3 separate regions of the Mus musculus genome follow, and all the other regions are linked to region 3. A link is a contact called in ENCODE Hi-C or POLR2A ChIA-PET data. All regions are on one chromosome and are shown on one strand. Each heading gives the region's core, a stretch centred on a gene start or an enhancer-like site at or near the end of the contact. The rest is flanking DNA. Distances are from core to core; before and after follow the strand shown. Region 1 holds the start of Eif3f (eukaryotic translation initiation factor 3, subunit F). Region 2 holds the start of Zfp143 (zinc finger protein 143). Region 3 holds the start of Rpl27a (ribosomal protein L27A).

Evidence for each region. Hi-C counts contacts between places; a loop is a spot of excess contacts on that map. ChIA-PET counts read pairs that join two places held with the same protein, here RNA polymerase II (POLR2A).
Region 1: a map of v-Abl transformed pro-B cells shows a loop between it and region 3 (5-fold over the local background). The contact joins the promoter of Eif3f here to the promoter of Rpl27a in region 3. A Hi-C loop is called at or near these places in 2 of 37 maps with a recorded cell type or tissue (both v-Abl transformed pro-B cells). POLR2A ChIA-PET finds 5 or more read pairs at or near these places in 1 of 5 experiments (embryonic stem cell).
Region 2: POLR2A ChIA-PET joins it to region 3 with 20 read pairs in embryonic stem cell. The contact joins the promoter of Zfp143 here to the promoter of Rpl27a in region 3. POLR2A ChIA-PET finds 5 or more read pairs at or near these places in 3 of 5 experiments (Patski and embryonic stem cell).

Annotation. Positions count from the first base shown.
Region 1 is chr7:108,932,988-108,936,176 of GRCm38, reverse strand. Eif3f (eukaryotic translation initiation factor 3, subunit F) reads right to left here and starts at 1,762. Exons shown (of 8, transcript NM_025344.2): 1 at 1,370-1,762. The coding sequence starts at 1,745.
Region 2 is chr7:110,060,431-110,063,845 of GRCm38, reverse strand. It overlaps Zfp143 (zinc finger protein 143), which reads right to left and starts at 2,135. Exons shown (of 16, transcript NM_001374618.1): 1 at 2,071-2,135.
Region 3 is chr7:109,517,899-109,521,126 of GRCm38, reverse strand. Rpl27a (ribosomal protein L27A) reads right to left here and starts at 1,932. Exons shown (of 5, transcript NM_011975.3): 1 at 1,905-1,932; 2 at 1,479-1,542; 3 at 1,134-1,209; 4 at 485-659. The coding sequence starts at 1,907. It overlaps Snora3 (small nucleolar RNA, H/ACA box 3), which reads right to left and starts at 995; the gene lies at 876-995.

The sequences.
Region 1 (3,189 bases), core at 513-3,012, 580 kb after region 3:
TATTTCAGTTACTTATCTTCTGGGGGCTAGGGCATACTTGCCCACACCTCTTTACATTTGCATCTTCACACGTACTGTTAAAATTTGCCTTTCTTTTATACTGATTAATTATGGATGTGCAACTGCTTGCCCATGGAAGTCAGAGGACCGTCTGCAGGTTTTCTCCTTCCATCATGTGGGCTCTGGGAAGTGAAGCACGGGCAGGCAGTGAAGCGCCCTGGCAGCCCTGCTTACTCAATTTTCTACTTGACCAACCCACTGGTACACTCAGGGGCACCTCACAAGGAATACCAAGCCCAAGCCACACTCTGTCCTTTCTTCTTGTATGCACAACGGCAGCTCTAGAACTCACCCAAACCCCTCTCATGCTGCAGTTCTGTCACGCCTTGACCTGCGAGCTCTATTTCCTTGCGTCCACTCTCTGCCTCTCTCTGCCTCCCCTTTGCAGGTGCTCTGCTTCAGCCCTCAATCTGCTGTCCAGGCCCAACTCAGGTCTACTACTTTCCACAAAGCAGGCATGTTCTCTAGTTTCCCCTGCCTCGGCTCTGGAATGAGTGCTGGTCATGGGCCTCTGCAGAGACCAGCCTGGAGGAGTCTTCTCAGCTCCCTGTGAGTCCTGCCCCACAGGCAGGTGACCAAACCACTGAGGGCTTCACTTCCTGCCACCCTCCCGTAAGCCTGGGATGCCAACCTCTTCAGATAGTTGGCTTCTCTTCATCTTGAAGGTTAGCGACGGACACATAATACAACAACAGTCTGTGTCCAAATGAAAAATCAGAGGAGTGAGGTGGGGGTTGGGGGTGGGGGTAGAACTTGGAGCTGAGCATATCTAGGGTTTATGAACCAGTATGTAGGAAAACCTTGGGACACGTGCCTGTCTGAAAAGTTTAGGAAAGCTAGATATTATATATCCAGAATATGTTACAAATATACCTGGTTTATTTGAGTTGGAGGAAGCTTCTGACACATCCTCTTCCCTAACATGGGTGGTGGGCACTTTCTGTTTGTGCTGGGGTGGTGGTAGGTCACTGCATAAGAGAGGGCATGTGGGTACTCTGTTTAACGGGTCAAGGGCTTTGAACTTGCTGTCATTTGAGCTTTCATTTTTGGCAGCATGCCCTCTCAGTACCACGTTGTTGGGAGTATAAAATAACATGTAGATCAAGTATCACAAACTACGCAATAGCTTATACCTACTCCTTGCACATTTCTGTGGCTTAACGGCAATTCGGCTGAATTCAGATCACTCGGGAAGGCAAGCCACAGTAGGAAGGTGCAAAAAGAGAAACAGGCTAAGAGTTCAGGGGCGATGGAACGAGAGGAATAGTAAGATGCACAGGAAGAAAACATTAATTTCCCCAGAACTCACCCAACAGGGTTCCAATAACTCGGGCAGCTCCCTCGTTGCGGCGTTCGTAGCTGTCCACGATCGAGGCCAAAATGACGGGGTGTAGCCTGACCACGCGGCCGCCCGGGAAAGGCCCCGGGAGGGCGGGCCCGGGCTGCGAAGGCGCCGGCGTCTGCGCTGGGGCTGGCGCGGAGGCTGGGGTCTGGCCCGGGGCTGCAGGCGCAGCTACAGCAGGATCAGACGAGACGGGCGCCGGGGACGCAGCGGGAGTCGCAGCCGGTGTCGGAGCTGGCGTGGATGGGGTCGGGGCTGAAGCCGGGGCTGCGGTGACGACCGGCGCCGGGGCTGCGGCTGCAGTGGCAGGAGGGACATTAGCCGGTACGGCCGGAGAAGCCATCTTGCCGAGAAAGAGAGAGAGCCTAGAACAGAAGAGCGTGAGTTGGAGGAATTAGAAATTTGATTGGCTAAATTTATACCACGTGAATCATATCTTGATGACTATTGGACATGAAATTTCCGGCTAGTTGTAAGTTTTAGTGCGCGGTGTGCGCTTTAATTTCTGTCCGATGCGCACTCAGTGTGTAGGAGTCCAGAGTAGTTCCTAGTAACTTTAGGACTTCCTGGGGTGGGAATGGGGAGGAAGCAACTAGCAATCTACACAGTTGCCACCAGGTGGCGGCACAGAGTAGTGTAAAGGTCGCAATTGTTTAAGACTTAAATGGATATTAAATATCAGTCTTACAGGGGATTCACTGTTACATCCATTTAACTTATTAATCAATGAATTAAAATTTGGACTCAGGATCTACTTTGCATTCCACGCCTAGCCATATAGGTTAGGTTGGCCTGGAACTTACCTCAACTTTCCTGCCTCTGCTTCCCGAATGCTAGGACTATAGGCAGGAATCATCATGCCTGACCAATAGTGCTTTATTTGTGATGGCTTCATAAGGCATCATTAGGGAGGCATATTCATTCAACAATTTAAATGCTTAATATGCACCAGACTCTCTCTTATATGCTAGGGTATATAAGTGAACTAAATAGCAAAGGGTTGCATTCTCTTTGGGGGAGAGAAAAGGACTAAATCCTACATTAGGTTAGAAAGTGCTTCGATACACAGTAAATTATTATTACTATTTGACTGTGCTATGAGAAAGAAATGATCAGTGGAGGTTATGAGAGCATGAAAGATTATGAAGGGTTAGAGTAGGATACAATGAGGGTATCAAGTTGGAGTGGAAACTTGAAGAATTCAGGCAGCCAACTATTATTTGGGGTTTTGTAGGGAGAGCTCTTCTGGTGGAGTGAACAGTTCATGTAGAGGGCTTAAGGTGAATGAGAGCAAGACTAGTACATTTAAAGAAAGAATTTGGTGGTTAAATGGCATTATCAAAAGAAAGGATAGATCTCTAAGCAGGGCCAGGAGCTAATTATGAAGACTCCTATGCTGGTACTGGAGAGATGGCTCAGCGGTTAGGAACACAACTAGAGTTGTGAGTAGCTGTAAGCCACCAACCAACCCCTTCCCCTTGCTAGAACCTCAACGCAGATTCTCTGCAATAACCTCTTCCAAAGGTCCTAAGTTCAATTCCCAGCAACTACACAGTGGCTTACAATCATTTGTAATAGGATCTGATGCCTCCTTCTGGTGTGTCTGAAGATAGGGACAGTGTGTGTGTGTGTGTAATAGATAAATAAATATTTTCATTTTTTATTTTTATTTTTTGGTTTTTTGAGACAGGGTTTCTCTGTATAGCCCTGGCTGTCCTGGAACTCACTTTGTAGACCAGGCTGGCCTCGAACTCAGAAATCCGCCTGCCTCTGCCTCCCGAGTGCTG
Region 2 (3,415 bases), core at 886-3,385, 540 kb before region 3:
AGTTCCAAGACAGCCATGACTACACAGAGAAACCCTGTCTCAACAAAACAAAACAAAACAAAACAACAACAAGACTTAACTCCCTGAGCCCCACATGGTGGAAAGAGACAACGCACTTCAGCTAGTTGTCCTCTGAACTCTGTACATACACTATGGCACAAACACACCAAGAAAATGAAAAAAAAAATGTAAATTTAGGTAGCTGGAGAGATGGCTCTGTGGTTAAAAATCACTGGTTGCTATTCTAGATGACCTGGGTTTGGTTCCCAGCACCAACATGATGGCTCACAATCAATCACTATAACTCCAGTTCCAGGGGACCTGACCCCTTCTTCTGGCCTCCCTGGGCACCAGGCCAAGTATTTTCTTGTTTAGTTGTTTGTTTGTTTGTTTTCATTATGAGACAAGGTTTTTCTGTGTATTCCTGCCTGGCTATCTAGAAATTCCATCTGTAGATTCACCTGCCTCCAGAGTGCTGGGATTATAAAGGCATGTACTAGCTCTATAGGCTTATTTTTCCCATTCCTGAGACAACCTCCAGTGTGACTGACTGCTGGCCTCCAATTAAGTACACAGCCAAAAATGACTCTGAACTGATCTTCCTGTCTCTACTCCCAAGTATGTATAGGTATACATTAGCATGGTGAGTTAATTTGCAGTCTTTAGGCCCGAATTTAAGGCCTTGTACCTGGTAGGTAAGCATTCCCCCACTCGCTATATCCTCAACCTGCTCTTCTCGTAGGATAGGGCCTTACTCCTAGGTAACTCAGGTTGGCCATAAACTCAATCTGTAGTGGAGGCAGGCCTTGAATTTGAAATTTCTCCTATTTTTGCCTTGATAGCTTAGATTTCAAAGTTGAACTACCAGACTTAGTTTGGACTATTTTAGGTGAATTTGAACGTGTGTATATTCTATCAAAAAGCTGTTATTAGTATACTTGAGATCAGGAACTCAGTGTGTAGCTAGCTGTAAATCTGTAATAAAGAGTAGTCTTGAAATCCTCTTGCCTCAGACTCCGATTGCTGGAATTATAGACAGAGACACCATGCCCAGATAAAACAAACCAAAATAAACAAAGGGGAAGAGTATTTGTAGAGTCGATTGACTCATCTCCAAATACTCAAAATGTCAGGGTAAGATTTATGCTTATTGTTTTGTGATCTTTACATTTCACAATGAATTTACTATATACTTAGAATGAAGAAAGTGTTAAAATGTTACACAAGTTTTTGCCGAATAGGGCTGAACGCATCTTTCCTAGTAAAATTTAGGACCAAACTGAACACAATCTGAAACGTGCAATTTCTCACATTCCCAACGGAATATGCCAGATGATTTGAATATTTCAAAAGGGAAGGCAGAACTTGATTCTAAACAAACAGATGGGCAGTGGTATTCATTTCTACTTATTGAAACATCGTTTAATGAAAGGGAGAAAGTAAAAAATGAGTGAACGAAAGTCCCATTATAAAACATTCCAAGAGACTATTTTTGAATATTCGATGTTAGGCCTCACAGACTTTTGAAGAAAAAAATTGTGAAAACGAATAAATGTGCCTACGATCAGAATAGGAAGAAACCCGGGGGCGATATGCAGGCGTGTCCCCAGCCGCGGGCCCCGCGCCCCTGCTGGGGCCTGCTGAGAACCGAGGCCCGGAGGCCCAGTCCGACCGGCTTCCACACCGAGCGAGCGCCCAGGGACTCGCTCCGCGCGAAGGTCAGGTCGAGCTGAGCCTCCCGGCTCCCGAGAGCTCCACCCTCCCCTCCTGCTCTCCCTCCCCTCAGCGGCCCCCTAAGGGGACAGGCGGGGCGCTGGGTGAAGGGGGGTGGGGTGGCGTCCTCAGAGGGAAAGGCTCCGCCGCCCTAGAGTGGCGGCCTCGGGTTATTAATAAACTCCGATTCTGCCCGGGCTGCGCTACGAAGGCGGCCGTAGGATCGGCCAGGCCTGAGGACCAGCATAAGCAGCTGGAGGGAGAGCCGGGGCCCGAGTGGGCCCGCGCCGCCGCACTGAGGGCGGCGGCCGGGCGGAGAATAATGCACACTGGGTAAAAACACATTTATATACGAACCTCCGAGAAAATTTTCCAACAATTCCTTCGTCCGACCACCATGCACCAGGACAGGAAACAGCCGCCCGGCCCCCAAGCCCCGCAACCCGCATAGCAATTCTGAGTCCCGCCCCTACCCTCCATTGGGCTGTCTTTACGTCACTCACTGGAAGACTCTTGCTCTCGATTGGTCTAGATTTAGCTGACGGGCAGGAAACCGCCACTAACTACGCCCACCTCACCTGCGTCATTGTTGCCTGACCTTCCTACCCGCTCATGAGTGGCTGGCGCCAGGTACGGAATCAAAGCTTCTGTGCCTGACTGGATGGCGAAACTGCTCATCGCGGACCACTCCGCCCCACGGACGAGTGAATTATGCCGATTCTGGGGCCCCAGCGGGAGGCGCCATTTTGTAGCAAGGGAGGGAGGTTCGTCCTTTTGATTGCCCGGGAGGGAAATAGGGTGATGGGCGCCATTTTCCCTACAGGGCTAATGTGGAACCCATGGAGCTCCCGGTGGCCCTGCCGGAGCGTGTATCGGAGGCCGGATGGGCCTTGCCTTTCTATTGCCGAGTGTTATTTCATTGGAAGGTTAGAGGAAGGCAGGAGGGCGGCCCGAACCTCCCACGCGCTCCCTAGGGGCTCTCGGAGTCGGCCGAGGCCTTCGCTTTGGGTCTCTGTGCCTAGCGCAGCTGATGCCGGAGACTGGGTTCGGAACCTGCCTGCCCTTCCCCAATCTCCGGGCATGACCATGCCATGGGAGGTTGAGCTTTCTGCTTCTGCGGAGATCCCGGCGGAGCCGAGCTTCCGCTGGGAGGCAAAGCGAATGCTCTTAGTGTGTCCGTGGACTTGTGGTCGCTCGGGTCCTTTGCATGCGCTTTCCCTGTTTTGTGAAACTGAAGGATGAAGAAAGCATCTGTTGGGCTCTTTAACCTATTGAGACATTAGTTGTGGCATGTGGTACGTTTTTTTTTTTTTTTAATCCTCTCGGCCCAACCCTTAAGCCATTTCCAATACAAGGCATTTCAGATAAGAGTGCAGTAGCCGCAGTACCAGGTGTATATTCCAATAAGATGAGGAGGTTGACCAGCATTAGCCGTCAGTCACTTGCATTTCAGGTGATGTCATTGATGAAGTCGAAAAATAGCCGGGAGAAACTTGAGTTTGTAACTAAATCTAGTCGGAACCTACAGTATTACCTTCTCTTGCCCTCACCCCATCTGAGACTTTAGTTTGCAGTATAGTTCAGTAGGCTATGAATTTAACCGGAGAGTATATCCCTAAGTGCTAAGAGTAGGCTGTATAGCCTATGCCACATAAGGCCCAATAAATCACAATTTTAAAATATTAATCTAACCAGGGCATAG
Region 3 (3,228 bases), core at 683-3,182:
ACAATATAGGGCCTTAAATAATGAACACTTTAACCTGCAAAAAAAAAAAAAAAAGCCAGGATGTGCCTTAAGACCATTCTGGACCAACTATATACCTCAAAAAGCAAACCTGTTAGAAATGGAAACAAGTGGGAACCAAGCAGAGGAAGAGTTATTAGCATGTGACCAATTCAATCACCTGCAACAATTCTACTAAAATTTTCTAATAGGTAATGGCCAAATGTATATATAGGTTTGGCTTTCAAATAAGACCGTGTATTAAAGGTCCCATTAAGAGTGACAAGGCAGGCTGCTGGAGAGATGGCTCAGCTCTAAGTACTGACTGGACTTCCAGAGAGCCTGTGTTCAATTCCCAGCAACCACATGGTAGCTCACAACCATCCATACATAATGGGATCCGATGCCCTTTTCTGTTGTTTTTCTCTGAAGAGTGTTCTCATATACATAAAATCTTTTAAAACGAATGGCAAGTCAGTTCACTCACTGATCGAACAACATCAATGATGGGAGCAACTCCAGTCTTGTTTTTTGCCGCATTGACCCGTGTCTGCTCGCTGACCAATGTCCACAGTTTATCCAGGTTGACTGTTGGGCAGAAGCTCTGGTTCCTCTTCAAGTGGTAATGCCGCATACCAACTTTCCCAAAGTAACCTGGGTGACTGGGGAGGGAAGGCAACCATCTTCAGAGCCTCACTGAGAAAACTTATCTTTGTAGTTGTCTCCTAGTGAGTGTAAGTGTTCACTACTGTAAACATTGACACAGCAGGCACCAGATACAATTTTTGAACTAAAAGTCAGGTCACTCAGTAGCACCCCCACTCCTTAAAGGATTCCCTAAATAGGGTGCAACGTAACTTTGAATGGGTTAACTTGACATATGTCACTAACCTGGTGACTGACTGTGCCAGAAAGTCCACACAGCCAGTGAATAAGGTCAGCAGTTATTCTTCGAGGACTTAAGCACACTAAGGCAACAAGCAATACCTGAGCGTGACTCTAGCCTCGGACAGGTCCCCTCAGTTCAAGTGCAGCGTTTACTTGCTAAAGCTAGCCATACCAAATGGTAAGAAGCCCGTTTCCAGGGAGACACCGTCCTAACTCACCCCTTCAGCCCCCACTTCCAAAACACTCACTATTTGTCAAAGTTGATCCTGTGGTGGTGCATGCCTCCAGCATTCCCGCGGCCGCCTGGGTGCTTGCGGTGCTTACCTGTCGGCACACAAAGCAACTTGTGTGACTTATAGCTGCTCACATGCCCTTATTCCTGCTCTCAGTTTACCATCCGTTTCTAAGCCCGATTTATCAAGACTCGGGGATAGAAGGAACATTTACGGCATTTCACATCCCAGCGGCATGTGTTTAACTCTCACCCCGCTACCAACATAAAGTAGGGGAACTGCAAGTGTTTCCTTCCACCCACGGATGTCTACTTTCCAACAAAACTCCAAAGGCCAAACGCCGAGGAGGCGCACACTTACCGATGCGGCCGTGGCCGTGGCTCACGTGGCCCCGGAGTTTCCGGGTCTTCCTCAGTCTGGATGGCTGCGTGGGAAAAACAGCAAAGTGGTTAGGCCTGCTTAGAGGATGGGGAGACCGGGGAGAGGGCAGCAATGCCTGCCTGCCCGGATCAGGCCTGCACACGAGGACTTGCCTTCTGGAGCACCGGCTAAGCCGAGGCCGGGACTCAGAGCGTGCTCAGCCGCCCGGGCCCGCACGTCCACGCGATCCCAGCTCTGGTCGGAACACGCGGCCCCACGTTCCTCGCCCCACACCCGAGTGGGTCATCCCGCCCCGCAGGCTACGCCCAGCCATGGAGACCCACTAGGACCATAGCAAGCAGCTGAAAGGCTGGGAAGCAGAGCCCCGACCCTCCGCGATGGAGCGGAGGCCAAGAGAAGACCTACCATGGCGGTGGCAGAAAGGGAAAAGGGAGGAGCTCACGAAGTCTCGCGAGGTAGCAGGCGCGGGGGCGGGACCAATGCTTCATTTCCGGCCAGGAGGCCGGCTTCGGGAAGGGCTCCTGACGTCACGGCTCCCGGCGCCCGCCTCTTCCTTTCCGTGTGGATGGGCGGGGTGAACCGGTGGCGCCCGCCCCCGGAAGCCCCGGTAGCTCCTCCCTAGTCGAGCGCCGCTGCGGCCGGTCATCGTCGGAGTGCACTGTTCTTTTCTGGTGCGGTTGGTTTTTGTCTCCGGGCAGCAATGGCGGTGGCTCAGAGCATCGGCAAGACTTCCGCAGGGCCTCTGACGTCCCTTAAAGGGACACTGCCCTTCTCTTTTGCTCTGGTCCTCTCTTCATGTCCTGCCAAATTTGAACAGCCTTCTGTGCTTCAGGGATCTAGATTCTGTAACTATTTTGTATAAACATCACATTTGAATTTTCTCCAGACTCTGGCTGGTATGCTTTTACTCCCCTGGACCCGAGGTTCCCAGCCCAGCGTGCTCCTCATACAAGTATTTTCCGTGTCGACCTTCTTGGACCTGTTTTGTTACTTGTTTACTCGAACTATCACACTTGTAACTTCTAATTGCCAAGTTACATTTTTCTTCCCGATAGAGCCCAGATTCTCTAAGGGTTCAGGACTGGGCAATTTTGCTTGTTTTCCTTTTAAATCCATGAGTTCCTGGCGTGTAGCCTGCTTGCTAACAAAAGTGGTACACTTGTGCACAAGATTCTAACCCCTTAATCTGTTTTATTGTTTCTTACTTGATCCGTTAAACTAAAGAATATTCTAGTCAAAACTCTCAGAAAGCAGAGTGGGCAAATCCTGTCTGTCTGCTAGCTTCTTGCTCGGTGTTTAGTCCATTACAATCTGGGCAGTTTGACTTTAGCCACACCATTTCCTCAAGATCTTGTATTTGTTTTGAGACAGGGTCTTACTCTGAAGCCAAGGCTGGCCTTGTACCTCCTGACTGCTGGAGTTACACTCCTAATCGATTGGCTAGGCATGATGGTCTCGAACTTTCTCGTGTGGGCTGTAATAGCATATCTATGGCTGTCCTTGTTCAGCTCCTATTCAGGCAGTCCTGTTGGTGATACTATGGGTGTGGCTTCTTACACTCCTAGGACACACAATTTCACAGTAAAGCCTCTGATCTCTGGCTCTTACAGTCTTTCCCTCGCCTTAGGTGGAGGGGTTGTTTTACAGATTTATCCAGTGGGACTGGACTTCACACCTCTGCATTTTGATTGGTTATAGCTTTCTATATCAGTTTCTTTCTGCCTGTTGC